2 separate regions of the Homo sapiens genome follow, and region 1 is linked to region 2. A link is an interaction called in ENCODE POLR2A ChIA-PET data of the cell type or tissue named here. Cell type or tissue: Panc1. All regions are shown on one strand.

Region 1 (8,000 bases), 350 kb before region 2:
GAACCTTGAGGGGATTATGCTAAGTGAAAGAAGCCAGACAATAAAGGACAAATACTGTATAATTGCATTTTATTTATTTATTTTAATTTTTATTTATCCATTTATTTTTTTTTTGAGGCAGAGTCTGCCTCTGTTGCCCAGGCTGCAGTGGCGTGATCTCAGCTCACTGCAACCTCTGCCTCCCAGTTTCAAGTGATTCTCCTGCCTTAGCCTCCCAAGTAGCTGGGATTACAGACGCCCACTACCACAACCAGCTAATTTTTTTGTATTTTTAGTAGAGATGGAGTTTCCCCATGTTAGCCAGGCTGGTCTCAAACTCTTGACCTCAGGTGATCCACCCGCCTCGACCTCCCAAAGTGCTAGGATTACAGGTATGAGCCACTGCACCTGGCTCATTTAATTAATTTATTTATTTGAGATGGAGTCTCACTCTGTTGCCCAGGCTGGAGTACACTGGTGCTATCTCAGCTCACTGCAACCTCTGCCTCCCAGATTCAAGCAATTCTTGTGCCTCAGCCTCCCGAGTAGCTGGGATTACAGGCAAGTGCCACCATGCCTGGCTAATTTTTGTATTTTTAGTAGAGACACGGTTTTACCATGTTGCCCAGGTTGGTCTCGAACTCCTGACCTCAGGTGATCCACCCACCTCAGCCTCGCAAAGTGCTGGGATAACAGGCATGAGCCACCGCACCCGGCCAACAAGTTTATTTTTATTTATTTATTTATTTATTTATTTATTTATTTTTTTGTGACAGAGTCTTGCTCTGTCGCCCAAGCTGGATTACAGTGGCATGATCTCGGCTCACTTCAGGCTCCACCTCCTGGGTTCATGCCATTCTCCTCCCTCAGCCTCCCGAGTAGCTGGGACTACAGGCGCCCGCCACCATGCCTGGCTAATTTTTTTTTTTGTACTTTTAGTAGAGACAGGGTTTCACAGTGTTAGCCAGGATGGTCTCGATCTCCTGACCTCGCGATCCACCTGCCTCAGCCTCCCAAAGTGCTGGGATTACAGGTGTGAGCCACCATGCCCAGCAACAAGTTTATTTTTTAAAAAACGTAACACAGACACTGTCTCCTCTATGAAACCTTCTGATCCCCTCATTAGGGGATGAGTGTTCCTCTTACAGGACCCCCACCCAGCACCATCTGGTTCTATCAGTACACCATTGCATCATTTTCTCATATTGTAGGGATGCACACTACATGTAAGGTAAAACATTTAGTATCTTTCCTATTTAGTTGTTATAACAGTTATTATAACATTGATCAGTTGTATTACACTCATTTGTCCTAGCTGTCCTTCTAGATAACAAAGTCGTTGAAGACAGGAACTGTCTTTTTTATCTGTATGTCTCCTCAGACTTGCCAGGCATTCGCCACATGGGTTTATCCAATCACGAACTGAAGTTAAGTGGATAATTCCTGGACGCCTAGAGAGGGAAAGAAACTTTGGAGACTAAGGAGAACATTGCGTCCATCCTGTTGGTACTTGCAGCGTGTGTATAAAGTGCACCGCAAAATTCTTGCACATAGTAGGCATTCAATAAGCAGTAGTTCTTTTCCTTTTTCCCTTCATTTTACAGAGAAGGGAATTGAGACCCACAAAGGTGAAGTAATTGGCTCAGAGTTAAACAGCCTGACAACAGAAGAGACAAGCACCGCATCTTCCGGTCTAGTGAGTCTTTTTTTTCCTATAACATGGGAAACATGGAACGTGGGAAGGACCCTTGACCCCAATAGCAATAGGTTTACAAATAACTTTTTATTATGGAAGTTTCAAACATACTCAAAAGTAGGGAGAACAGCATAATGAGCCCTATATACCCATCACTCAGCTTCAACAATTACCAACTCTTTTTCCATCTTTTTCATGTACATTTCCTCCACCCTTCACCCCCAACATTTTACAAGTTCTAACTGTATTTTTCATGAAAAAAAGTTTAATGTGTTTCGTCTCTAGAAAGGATGAACTCAGCTGGAAAAGATTTCATTCAGATAACACCTCAATTCTTCTATTAAAATATATTAGACATCAGATCCTCAAAACACCCACAATATTTATAGGCCTTTAGAATTTTGCCTAAGTGTGCATGCCAAAACATAAGTAACAACTGATTCTTAATCTCTAGAGATCAGTGGGCTTCTTCCAACGCTTATTTCTCTGTTGACTTTTCATTCCCCTATATTATCTTTCTCAGTCTGTTTAAATTATCCTCTCTATCCGCCTCCAAATGCCAACCTTTGTGCTTTTCTTTGTATAGTTTTCACTTCCTAGAATGCCTTCTTTCTTCCAAAAATCTAACAATCCTTCAAGATCCATTTCAGGAACTTTATACGACCTAAAACCTTCTTAGATGATCTCACCCTTAGAATGACATAGGGTTTGATAGTCATAGCAGTTTTGCACTTTATTATTATTATTTTTGAGCCAGAGTCTGGCTCTGTTGCCCAGGCTTGAGTGCAGTGGCGCGATCTCGGCTCACTGCCAACTCCACCTCCTGGGTTCAAACGATTCTCCTGCCTCCGCCTTCCGAGTAGCTGGGATTACAGGCATGTACCACCACAACTGGCTAATTTTTTTTTTTGTACTTTTAGTAGAGACAGCGTTTCATCATGTTGGCCAGGCTGGTCTCCAACTCCCGACCTCAGGTGATCTGCCCACCTTGGCCTCCCAAAAGTGCTGGGATTACAGGCGTGAGCCACCATGCCTGGCCTGCACTTAATTATTAATTGTTCTGCATGTATCAGTTTTGCCATCTTAACAAGATTTCAGGTTCCTTGATGACAAAGATTTTGTCTTAAAATGTTTTTTTGTTTTAGTCTGGGCAATATTGTTAAACCCTGTCTCTACACGAAAAATATAACACCAAAAAAATACAATAAATTTACCTGGTGTGGTGGCACTTACCTATAGTTCTAGCTACTTGGGAGACTGAAGCAGGAGGATCACCTGAGCCCAGGGAGTTTGAGGCTGCAGTGAACCAAGATTGTGCCTCTGTATTCCAGCCTGGGCGACAGAGTGAAACCTCGTCTTAAAAAAAAAAAAAAAACCCAAAAAAAACCAGAAACAAATTTTGTGCGTGTGTGTGTGGATATTTCCTCTCATTCCTCCTACCCCTGTTCTAAGACCACTGATGGTGGGAGCATGGACTGGGTTGCTCATCATAGTTTGTTGATGAATTTTGCACACTCACATTTTGGGCCACTCATATACTCTTACAGTGGCGTAGTTGGACTTAGGCAGTGGTCTTGCCAAAAACATCAAACTTGAATCTGAGCTGGTCTCTTGATTTAACTTTCAGTATTCAAGAAGACAAAGGTAGGGCACTGTGGCTTATGCGTATAATCCTATACTCTGGGAGGCCAAGGTGGGCAGATTGATTGAGTCCAGGAGTTTGAGGACAGCCAGGCCAACATGGTGAAAGCCACATCTGTACTGAAAATACAAAAAAAAAAAAAAAAAAAAAAATTAGCCAGGTGTGGTTGTGCATGCCTGTAATCCCAGCTACTCGGGAGGCCGAGGCAGGAGAATCGCTTGAACCTGGGAGTTGGAGATTGCAGTGAGCCGAGATCACACCACTGCACTCCAGCCTGGATGACAGAGCAGGACTCAAAAAAAAAAAAAAAAAAAAAAGAGAAAAACAGAGAAGACCCCATAAGGATGTGTGTGAGGAGCTAACTATTTACTGTGGAAAACTTTACAGGAAAAGTTTTTCCATGAATAAATTGTAATGGGGAAAAGCAGGAGGCTGGCAGGGAATATGTAGGTTTTTAAAAGACCTGCTCACCAGCCACAGTACGTGAACCTTATGTGGCTTCTGATGCAAGCAAACTGAACAAAATTTTTGATATTTATGAGAAAATTTCAACACTTAGTGAATAGTTTATGATATGAAAGTTTTTTTGTTAAAAAAAAAACCCCTACCATTTAAAAATTTGTGGCCAAATATAAACACACAACATAAATTTTACCATTTTATCCTTTTTTTTTTTTTTTTGAGACAGTCTTGCTCTGTCACCCAGGCTGGAGTGCAGTGGTTTGATTTCAGCTCACTGCAACCTCTGCCTCCCAGGCTCAGGCAAGTCTCCTGCCTCAGCCTCCTGAGTAGCTGGGATTACAGGTGCGCACTACCATGCCTGCCTAATTTTTGTATATATATATATATATATTTTTTTTTTTTTTTGAGACAGAGTTTTGCCCTTGTTGCCCAGGCTGGAGTGCAGTGGCATGATCTCGGCTCACTACAACCTCTGCCTCCCGGGTTCAAGCAATTCTCCTGCCTCAGCCTCCTGAATAGCTGGGATTACAGGAGCCCGCCACCACGCCCAGCTAATTTTTGTATTTTTGGTAGAGACGGGGTTTCACCATGTTAGCTAGGCTGGTCTCGAACTCCTGACCTCAGGTGATCCGCCTGTCTTGGCCTTCCAAAATGCTGGGATTATAGGCATGAGCCACTGCTACCGGCCACCATCTTAATCTTTTTTTTTTTTTTTTTTTTTGAGACAGAGTTTCACTTTTGTTGCCCAGGCTGGAGTGCAATGGTGCGATCTCCGGCTCACCACAACCTCCTCCTCCTGGGTTCAAGCAATTCTCCTGCCTCAGCCTCCCGAGCAGCTGGGATTACCGGCCACCAAATCCAGCTAATTTTGTATTTTTAGTAGAGACGGGTTTCTCCATGTTGGTCAGGGTGGTCTTGAACTCCCAACCTCAGGTGATCCGCCTGCCTCAGCCTCCCAAAGTGCTGGGATTACAGGTGTGAGCCACCGCGTCCAGCCATTTAAATCATGTTCAAGTGTACAGTCCAGTGACATTAAGTCCATTCACATTATTGTGCGACCATCACCTCCATCCAATGGCAGAATGGTTTTCATTTTCCAAAATCGAAACTCTGTGTCCACTAAATACTAACTGCCCATTCCCTCCTCTCTCCAGCTCCTGGCAACCACCATTCAATTATCTGTCTTTATGAATTTACTACTCCAGATACCTCATATGAGTGGAAGCAGACTATATTTGTCCTTTTATGTCTGGTTTATTTCATTCAGCACAGTGTCCTCAATGTTCATTCATGTTGTAGCATGTGTCAAAAGGGTTTGCTGTTGTTTTTTTTTTCTTTTGAGATGGAGTCTCGCTCTGTCACCCAGGCTGGAGTGCAGTGGTGCGATCTTAGCTCACTGCAACCTTCGCCTCCTGGGTTCAAGCAATCCTCCTGCCTCAGCCTCCCGAGTAGCTGGGACTACAGGCAAGTGCCAGCATACCTGGTTAATTTTTTTGTATTTTTGTATTTTTTATTTTATTTTATTTTATTTTATTTTGAGATGGAGTCTCGCTCTGTCGCCCAGGCTGGAGTGCAGTGGTGCAATCTCGGCTCACTGCAAGCTCTGCCTCCCAGGTTCACGCCATTATCCTGCCTCAGCCTCCCGACTAGCTGGGACTATAGGCACCTGCCACCATGCCCAGCTAATTTTTTTGTATTTTTAGTAGAGATGGGGTTTCACTGTGTTAGCCAGGATGGTCTCAATCTCCTGACCTCATGATCTGTCCGCATTGGCCTCCCAAAGTGCTGGGATTACAGGCGTGAGCCACCGTGCCCAGCTGTATTTTTTAATTTTATTTAACTTATTTATTTTTTGAGATGGAGTCTCACTCTGTTGCCCAGACTGGAGTGCAGTGGCATGATCTCGGTTCACAGCAGCATCCACCTCCCGGGTTCAAGCAATTCTCCTACCTCAGCCTCCTGAGTAGCTGGGATTACAGGTGTGTGCCACCACGCCCACATAATTTTTTTGTATTTTTAGTAGAGATGGGGTTTCACCATGTTGGCCAGGCTGGTCTCGAACTCCTGACCTTGTGATCTACCCACCTCGGCCTCCCAAAGTGCTGGTATTTCAGGTGTGAGCCATTTGCCTGGCCTTTTTTACTCTCCTAGAGACAAGAAATAACTCTGTCACCCAGGCTGGAGCGCAGTGGCGGGATCATGGCTCATTGCTGCCTTGACCTCCTGGGCTTAAGTAATCCTCCCACCCCAGTCTCCTGAGTAGCTGGGACTACAGGCACGTGACGCTACATCCAGCTCATTTTCTATTTTTTAGTAGAGATGGGGTCTCACTATGTCGTCCAGGCTGGTCTGAAACTCCTGGCCTCAAGTGTTCCTCCTACCTAGGCGTCCCAAAGTGCTGGGATTACAGGCATGAGCCACTGAGCCTGGCCTGGTTGTTTCTTTCTTTTTTTTTTTTTTTAGGGGTAGTAATTATTTTAGGTTTGTTTTTTAAAAAAGAGAGAGATCTGATTTTTTAGAAATATTTTGAAAATATTTATGGATGAAATTATAAGAAGTCTGGGGATTGCTTCAAGATAACATTGTCGTGGGGTGAGTGGGTGGGGTCCAGTTGAAATAAGATGGGCCATAAGTTATTAATTGTTGCAGCTGTGTCACGGGTGCATAGGGGTTTCATTATATGATAGCTATTTTGATCTATGTTTGACACTTTTCATAATTAATTATTAAAAAGCACACACACGTATCTGGAAGGGCATGTGTTATTCATTTAACTCTGCTCTCCTGAACGTGACCCCCTCCCGCCTTTTCATTTGCAATGAGGACCTTTGTGGTCCAGGAGGATGGTGTCTGTTCTCTGCTGAAGCAGGATGGGGGCCTGTCCAGAACTGTTTACACTGGCACTTTGGGCCCAGTGATACACTGCCAAGGTTGCATATAAATTAGGTATCCCTTAGCCACCCTGGTTGATGGATTTATCTGGCTGTGCTGCTTAGAATTTGGGTAGGTGTTTAGAATCCAGACACACAAAGTCAGAGGATTTGTCCTTGTGCCCTTTCCTTGCATGCATGGATTTATTCAGCATTACCCAGGCTGCCTGAGAGGGGCCCATGTGAGTAATGCCAGGTGACCCTGCCAGTACACCCCATCTTCATCTTGGGCTTGACAACTGTCAGGGGGACTTTACGTGAGGGGAGTGGAGGGGAGGGGTGGTAAAAAACAGCCTCATTGTATGAAACTCCTTAAGAGCCTGGTCCATCCTCGGGGGGAATAGAAAGTAAATTGCTTCCCTTTAGGAGCTGAATTAACTCTTTCAGGCCAATAGAATTAGTTCAGTAATCACTATCCCATTGCCTTAGGATTTCCCCGAATGGTATTTTTAATGAACCATGCCTCCCTATTGCTACCAATGCCACAATTTAACAGAATTGACTGGTAAACTCAGCCAACAACAGGTTTCACTAATTTTTTCCTTCTCGAAATAGACCAGGTGTTCTTGTGAAGGGATCAATTGACTGCTTGTTTCAGAACTGAGAAGGCGCAACCTCATTAGAGGCCGCCAGTAGATGAGCCCTCTAATCCTTATTCATTTTCAGAGCAAGAATTGTAGTGTCTTGCACTCCAGCCCGTCAGCTAGCCTTTTGTGTTGCTATCAAGTCTTAGTTCCTTGTTTCCAATTTGCTACATAATTTCTCTTCTGGCTGGTAGCTTCAGAGAAAAGGAGTAACAGTAAGCAAGTTTTAACTGACAGGTTTTGAAACCTGAAAGTTAAACATCTAGACAGGTTAGCAGTTGCATTTAAAAAGCTTTAAAGAAGATTGCAGTTGAATTGATTTCCAACTTCGCAGGCAGCCGTGTTTATAATTGAACAGCTCTGAAATTCGAAGAAAAGGTCTCCTTTTATTTGCTAAATATCTCATCTCCCCCCTCAGCACAGAAGGTTGGAGAAATGGGAAAAAATAAGGATTTGTATCCTTTTAATTAAAAGTAATCTTGGGAAGTTTTAGGGACTTCTTTCCACTCTCTTTAAAGCAGGCAAGTAGAGAACTTGCTTACAACTGGCCTTTTAAAGAGAAGCTGTCTAAGACAGAAGGGTTGAGGCCTGAAGTAGGTTAGTAAATGGCTCCCATTTGAGAGATAAATTTACTGAGACCATTGGAGTGTCATTTACTACCTTGGAAGAGATAATTAAACCAAATATTAGCCTGGTGTCTTGAAAGG
Region 2 (8,000 bases):
GATGCTAACTTTTATTAAGAGATAGGGGAGTTTACCCTATCTCTTGTCCCCTTGGTGTGTGATTTTCCTACCTATGAAAGAAATGGAAGACACTTTCCCTACCCTGGAGGCTCAAAATGTGTACATTTTTATGCAGGTGGAAAGACAATTGAATAAAGAGGAAGAAGGCATGCTGGCTAGTGGGTATGTTCTTTAGGGGAAGAAAGGGTTGACCAGTATGCTGCTTGGAATGCAGCCCCCCGCCTTGAGTCTGTAGTTTATTACTTTGAATCCTGACGTCTGGTCAGAATAATTCATTTCCTCCTCTCTCAATTGTGAGTATTACCTGAACACTGCAAGTTCTTTTCTTTAGAGAGGAAAAGGAGGAGCTGTTGGTTGATTCTTCTTCCATTATTTCGGGTTTCTTCACCAGGTGGGTTTGATGAGAAATCAACTGGTAGGCAGTTAGTTATAATTTTAGACATCTTGGCATTAGGAACAAAGCATTTGGGAGCTAGATGAGACCGTGGCTATTTGCATGGTTTCTGGTTCCTGATGGTCTTATGAGTCTCTATTTTCTAGCAGCGGGAAATTTTGTTACCTTAAGAGATAAGTGCTTTGTCTCCTTATTTCAATTTCTTTTCTGTCCTAATTTCCCAGCCCAGTGCTAGCAGTCTCACGGTTCCAGTTCAGTGGAGAATATTGCTGGATGGCTTGTCCATTACCACACTCTCTTTCCTTCTTATTTTATTTTATATTATTTTATTTTTTTGAGATAGAGTTTCACTCTTGTTGCCCAGGATGGAGTGCAATGGCGTGATCTCGGGTCACTGCAGCCTCCGCCTCCCAGGTTCAAGTGATTCTCCTGCCTCAGCCTTCCCAGTAGCTGGGATTACAGGTACCCGCCACTACACCCAGCTAATTTTTGTATTTTTACTAGAGACAGGGTTTCACCATGTTGGCCAGGCTGGTCTTGAACTCCTGACCTCAGGTGATCCTCCTGCCTCAGCCTCCCAAAGTGCTGGGATTACAGGCGTGAGCCAATGCACCCAGCCTCTTTCCTTCTTAGCTTAAAGTTTTGGGACATGTGCATTTTTTTTTCCTCCTGAATTATCCCCCTCCCCTCCATATTTTTGTTTTGTTTTGTTTTGTTTTATCTTCGTCTCTGGTTAGTTACCAGAATTAGAAATTTGCTCTGTCTTTTCATTCCTTTACCTATGGATAACTTTATGGAGCTTTCATTATGCTATGTGGTGGGTATAAAGAAAAAATAAGACAAAGTTCTGACTCTTGAATCAAACAGTAGTAAAAAAAAAAATTCAAGCAAATGAGATAGGAATATGAATGAAATTCACAAAGTGGGGAGCAACTCTTTATACCTGGGGCATAAGAGAGAGAAAATGGGTCTCTCTCTTATTTAGGAAAGCCTTCCCAGAGGAGGCAACTCCTAGCCTAAGTTTTCTGAATCAGGATCATCCTGACGGAGACACCCCCACCCACATCCCAAGTAAGATTCTAGAAGCATCTGTGCCTATCTAGAAGCATCCATGCCAAGCAGTTATTGGCACTGCCTGGGTGAGTTATTCACACTGTTTCTGACTCTGAAGGTGGCAATATTAAGAAGGAGAAGATCAAACACAGCTGTCATTGAGGTCTTTGTCACACTGGGGTCTCAAGCAAGGAGAGCAAATGGTTCAGCTTCAAGCATGTAGGTCTTCGGGGCCTCATGGCCTGGCCTCTCCCCAGGACTGCTGTGGCCTCTTCTGGATTGGCTCCAGCCCATGCATATGGATGGGTCCCCTCTCCTGTCCTTGGCTCTTGGAATCCACAGATCTTTGTGCTTCTCTGATGCGGAGACCCAATGCCTGTCCATTTGGCTTAAGGGTTGGTCAGGAAACACTTCTGTGGAGCCATTCCATTCCTGCCCCTTTGGCATGTGATTTTCCTACCTAGGAAGACCTATAAAATGCAACCAATGCCTCGTTAATTTTAAATGAATCTCCCCATGTACCCACTCATCTCTGACGGCCACAATTAACTTCTACACGACACTCCTTTCCTTTTGTATGTGGCTGGCTGATTCCTTGCCCATTTGCTCTCTCTTAACTTGCACCCCGGAGTGTTGCAGGCAGTTCAGTAAAACTCCAGGAGGGACTCTCGAGTTTACAGCCCCTCCTTTTTCTGCAGCTCCTTGGACCCCCTCCCCCCATTCTGTGTCTACAACTTCCAGACCGTCTAATAATGCTTTAAACATGTTGAGTAATCAGACTTCCCGAGGCAGTCACTTTGACCTTGCAATTTCCTCCCCTACCTTCTTCCTTTGACTTTCAGACTGGCGTTTTCTGCTCCGTGATATGTGTGGGTTGTGGACAAGGGAATGGGCTTCATCAGCTATACATTTCCCACAGCAAGAAGGAGGAAATTCAAGAATTGGTGTTTTCTTCATGGCTTCAAACCACTGTTTTGCTTGCAACTGGGGCCATGGGATTCCTTTGTCCTGCACAAGTCGCGGGTCTAGCTTCCTTTATATTTATGAAGTGGGGAAAGTCTGAAAATGCCACGAATGGCTGAATACTCCCTGTGACCTAGAGGGTGTGTTTTTTTCAGATCGACTCTGTCTTGTATTCATTTGCACTTTGCTCTTTGAAGGATTCAGGCCTTCTTCTGTGTCCATTCAACCCATGCCTGTGGACTCCTAAGGGAAGATCCCATTGCCCCAATTTATTTTCTGCACCTCCCACAACCTCCCTGGCTTAGCCTGCAGTACAGGCTTTGGGGAAAGAGAAATCACTGCTGACAACTCACAGGTGTGATTTACATCTTGGATTACGAGAGGATCCACCTAGGACCCGATGAGGCGGGAGAAGGCCGTGGTGGACTTATTTCCCCAGATGGGAAGAGACGTAGCGATTGTGGAAATGCAATAAGGTGTCTAGAGAGGAGCGGCCATTTGAGTGCAGAAAGCCCAGCCTCTTGTCGTGGAACCTAAGCGGTGTCCCAGTGCCCTGAGAGGCTTAGCAGTTGCTGCAATGATGATGAAACCTTGCTCCTTCACTCCCTGTGTTCTGGAAAGGAGCAGTGAATGATAGACTTTTTCCCCAGCACCTGGTGGCAGGAAATGAGTTTCATATCTATTCTTATAAGAACATAGTCTATGGTGCATTGCAAGCTCAGATTATCTTTTCAAACTAGCTGAGGAGGTCTGTGCGTCTGTCTGCCTGAGTTCCTTCTGTCCTGCTCTTTCTCCCTTCTTCCTGCTCTTTCTTGCTTTTCCTTTCTCTTCTTTCCTTCCTCTTTGTCTTTATTCCAAACCCGCCTCTGTTTTTCCCCATACTTGGGTTCTTTTCCACTCTCTCTGTCCCAGCCGCTTGATGCTGTCTAGGAATAGGCACGGGAGGACATTCTGGAGTCAATGGCGGCAAAGTGAATGATGGGCTCCCTGAAATTCTCTTTGCTGGCTTTTCAAACACTTTTCTGGCTCTCGTTCTGCATTGCTTTTGGTGGATCAAAGCAATGGTGATCAGGGTTGAAGGATTTAGCAAATAAAAATGTGGGATGCCCAGTTATGCTTGAATTTCAGATGAACAGCAAATAAAATTTCTAGTAAAAGGTTGCCCATGCAATTTTTGGGACATACTTATACTAGAATAATTATTCCTTGCTCACTAGAAATTCAAAGGTCACTGGGCATCCTGTCCTGCGCCTGACAGCCCTCTCCATGATCCAAGGCTCTGGTTGGGGTGCTGATGGGCTGAGAGTTGCTGTCACCCTCCTTTTCTCCTGTTTAATCAGATCTTCTTGACACGGGACCATCTATTTCTTTTCCATAGTTTATTTTCTTCTCATTCTAAGCCTCAGCACAGCCAACATAGCCAACCACTCCTTAGCTCTGTTTACTGCGGAGTCACGTGTCTGAGTTTAGGGCAATTAACTCTGGTATTGCAGCATAGGAGGGGGCCCACACCCACCTCCCTGGCACTGAACACCAACTTAGTGGTGATCTGGCGCCAGGCACCTCATGTCATATCCACAGCAGGTCCTCAATATAATTATTTCAACCCTATGGAACAGATAAGGCTCAGGGTTTAAGTTTCTTGCTCAAAGACAGACTGTGTTTGAATCCTAAGTTTCATTTTGTTCTAAATCCCATCCTTTTCCTCCTCTCTGGGTATACCCATTCATGCCTCCTAAAGACAACTCAGGGCAGAAAATTGTAATCCATACCCATTTCTCCCTTAATATAGGACCGTTTCCCAATAGTCACAAAATGGACTAATTCCCAATGCTCTGGAAGGAATTTGCAAAGGCGGAGTCTATCTGGAGATCATGTCTGTCTTAGAAGGAAATGGAATGCTGTGCTTCTGCACTGGGGGCACCTGCTTTGATTGGAAATATTAAGATACATATGTAAGAAGCTCTTAAGGTTTGGGGGGAAGCTCACTGGGTTCTTGACCCAGTACCTTCTGGAAATATGCTGCCTTGGGCGGGGATTCTAGGAAAGAAGGCTTCCTGCTGGAAGGCAGTTTCTTTCTAGGCGGTTCCTCTGAAGCTCCGGTCCCTGGGCTTGGTTCTCCTTTCTTTGGACTCCTTTACTTTCTCCTGCCTTTTTCATTTTCTAAAGTCTCCTGCCATGTCTCTATTGAGCCTCTCTTCCTGGTCATGTTAGGAAAGCATACTCTTAGACGCCTGCTTATCTTACAGTGCTGTTTTAGGTTTAACGCTTGATAGTTCTCTCAGATACAAGAATTTAATACCACTTTAAATTGTCTATCTCTGGCAAGGTTAGGTCTATGTTGTTCTATTTATTTATTTATTTATTTTGAGACAGAGTCTTGCTCTGTTGCCCAGGCTGGAGTGCAATGGCACAATCTTGGCTCACTGCAACCTCCACCTTCTGGGTTCAAGCGATTCTCCCACCTCAGCCTCCCGAGTCTCTGGGATTACAGGCATGCACTTCCACACCTGGCTAGTTTTTGTATTTTTAGTAGAGGCAGGATTTCATCATGTTGGCCAGGCTGGTCTCAAACTCCTGACCTCAGGTGATCTGCCCACCACGGCCTCCCAAAATGCTGGGATTACAGGCGTGAGCCACCGAGCTGGGCTGGTCCATGTGGTTCTATAACTTAAAATTGTATTAGCATTTTCCTCATTTGTGCCACTGCTGTCTTCCCATAAACTATAAACCAACTAGCAGATTTCAATAGATAGGAAACTACTTAAGAGAAAAAAAAAGAAAGAAAGAAAAAAAAAAGGGGTCAGTCTTTGTCCTGATCATGGTGCAAGTTTGTTTTCCTAATGGGGAATTTTCCAAGAGCTCTTAGTGCTGGGACTTTATGGGATAAATGCGGTGGAAAGGGGCACACTTCCCGTGCAGAATGTCCTTTTTACTCTCTTCTGCTCCTCTGAGCTTTGCTTCTGAATACACAAAACCTGTATTTGTGACTGCCAAGAGGCCTTCCACTGTGAGGAAGAATGCATTGTAAATCACTCTTTCACAGCCAGTTAACAGGGAGTGTCTTTCTCACCCATAATTATGGTTTTGCTTGGAGTTGAGAAAGTTGTTTTGGGGGCAATAAATTGTGATGTCAGTTATCCTTCACTCCCTTTGCATGTGAGTCCTCAGTCGGAAATTGGTATTCTTAACAGTTGAATCTCTGGGGTCTCCAAGGCTTTGCAGCTGAAAATTTTGGAGTCCTCTGCTTTGGAAAGAGGAGAGAGAGAGGAAGGAGAGGGAAAGAAAGCAAGGGAGAGAGATTCATAGAAGGCCCTTTTGTTTTCAACTTTGGTGACAGGAAATTTGAAAGTGGGGGAAGGGAACTTGGCTCTTACTAAAAATATTTTATGTTGGAGAATGTTAATGAGGCTTTACACGAATAAAAAAAAAAATTCCAAACCTAGTGCATCAGGGTCATGACCGGGACTTTTTTCGTGTGCAAAGGCCTTTGTACACACACACCTCTTCTAAAAAGCAGCCGCGCACACACACTTGTATTACTGCTGCATCACATTGCGAAAGCTCCCCAGCAAGAAAAATTCCAGGCAGAATAAGAGAATCAGAGCTCTTCCATTCGTGGAAATTGTTAGTGGAAAACTTCATTTCCAATATCAAATTTAATATTACTGAGTGGCAGGTTATGATAAGGCCACTTTAACACTTAAAAACGAGCTGTTTCTTAAGTCTCCTCTGTGATGGTTTTATGAATTGTTATTCTGCTCTCTTTAGGTAATCAGATACGAGGAATTGTTTGGCAGCCTAGCCAGAGAGAAAAGCCTTTGCCCAGATTTTAGGCAATCCCTGGTAATTGGTGCAGCCTGCTGTGGCTGGGCCAAGCGCTTGTCCGCATCCCTCAGTATGGCTTTGGGTCTTGTATTTCCCGTGCAGAGGAGAGGTCATTCAAGTCACAGGGGCATGGCACTACTTCAGCAATCTGCTGAATGACACAGGGATTTGGCTTATTTCTATCTTATGTGTGGAGAGGGCAGAGTAGAATTGGGACAGTTTGACCCATGGAATTTCCAACTTAGGCGGCTTAGGGGTTTTAAACATGAGGCAGTAGGGCAGTGTGGGGAAGAGGATGAGCTCTTGGATCAAACCAATCCTGATTTGAGATGTGGCTCTGCATTTATTGGCTGTATCCTCTTGGGCAAGTTACTCTGCCTTTCACTTACAAATTTGTAAAACGGGCATAAAGATGCTAACACAATAGAGCTCTCTCTCTCTCCTACCTCCATATCCCAAACACCGCAAATCTGGGCAGCCCTGCCTTCCAGAGATTTCAGGAAGTTTGCAGCTTCTCCCTACTTCCTGGGCTACCACGTTGGTCCAAGTCACCCTTGTATTTCACTTTGATTATTGCATTAGTCTCTGAAGAGGTCTCCCTTCCCCGCTATACAGTAGCCGGAGTGATTTTATTTTTATTTATTTATTTATTTTTGAGACAGTCTCTCACTCTGTCACCCAAGCTGGAGTGCAGTGGCTCGATCTCGGCTCACCGTGGCCTCAACCTCCTGGGCTCAAGCAATCCTCCCGCCTCAGCCTCCCCAGTAGCTGGGACCACAGGCATGCGCCACCAAGCCCGGCTAATTTTTTTTTGTATTTTTTATAGAGATGGGGTCTCACCATGTTGCCCAGGCTGGTCTCAAACTCCTGAGCTCAAGCAATCAACAGTCTTGGCCTCCCAAAGTGCTGGAAGTACAGGCATGAGCCACCGCCACTGGCCCAGAGTAATTTTTTAAAAAGGTGAGATGGAAAGTCTCCCGTGCCTTCCCAGCTCATTCTGAATAAAGCCAGAGTCCTTACCGTGGCATAGGGGGCCCTCCTTAATCCGGCTCCTTGGTACCTGTCTGGCCTCACCACTAAACATTCTTGATCCAGCCATTTGGACCTCTTTGCTGCTCCTAGAACACAGTAAGAGTGTTCCTGGCTCAGGAAATGGTACTTGCCTGGAGTGTTCTTCCCATATATCCATCCCCAAGGCTGACACCCTCACTCCCTGCTCAAATGTCACCTGATTTGGAAGGCTCTTATTCTCCTGTATGTCTTCTGTCGTTTGAATTTCTCACCTTCCTACACACTATGCATTTCCTGCCTGTCTCCAACATGGAATGCAAGCGCCACGAGAGCAGGGTCTCTGTCAATGTTGTTTATTTATGTATCTTCAGTACCTGGAACGGTGCCCGGCTGATTAATATTTGATAAATGAATGAATCGGATGTGCTTCATTTAGTTGTTTAAAAAATTAAATGAAACCATACTTCTGAAACGCTTGGCACAGTGCCTTACACATGTTAAGAATGCAATAAATGTGAGCTATTATTATTTTTACTACAGAGTTTAGTAATAAGAAATTCACTTAGGAGTGGAAAATGGGAATTTAACTATAGTGAATTGGCAGAGCCAATTAATGGTGAGGAAATCCATCCAGGCTCCTCTGTTCGGGCTTGGGTTATCTTCATGGCTCTTCCCTGCAAGTTATTTCTTCTTTGCTCTTTTAAAGTTAATATACAAGATAGAAACTAAT

Evidence for each region. ChIA-PET counts read pairs that join two places held together with the same protein. Peaks named below come from ENCODE experiments on the same cell type or tissue, not always from the same donor. Only the 100,000 strongest peaks of a DNase experiment are listed, where the experiment ranks them.
Region 1: POLR2A ChIA-PET joins it to region 2 with 18 read pairs; 2 of 35 experiments call an interaction of 5 or more read pairs at or near these places.

The regions. Positions count from the first base shown.
Region 1 is chr6:15,170,516-15,178,515 of GRCh38, reverse strand. LOC105374946 (a long non-coding RNA gene) reads left to right here and starts at 1,603. Exons shown (of 3, transcript XR_926520.1): 1 at 1,603-1,675. RefSeq lists a silencer at 2,071-2,271. In Panc1, no CTCF peak of the experiment used is centred here; no DNase peak of the experiment used is centred here.
Region 2 is chr6:14,822,562-14,830,561 of GRCh38, reverse strand. No RefSeq gene overlaps it. Among named protein-coding and RNA genes, the nearest start is that of JARID2-DT, 420 kb to the left of the region's middle. RefSeq lists enhancers at 5,255-6,041, 6,829-7,616, 7,987-8,000. In Panc1, no CTCF peak of the experiment used is centred here; no DNase peak of the experiment used is centred here.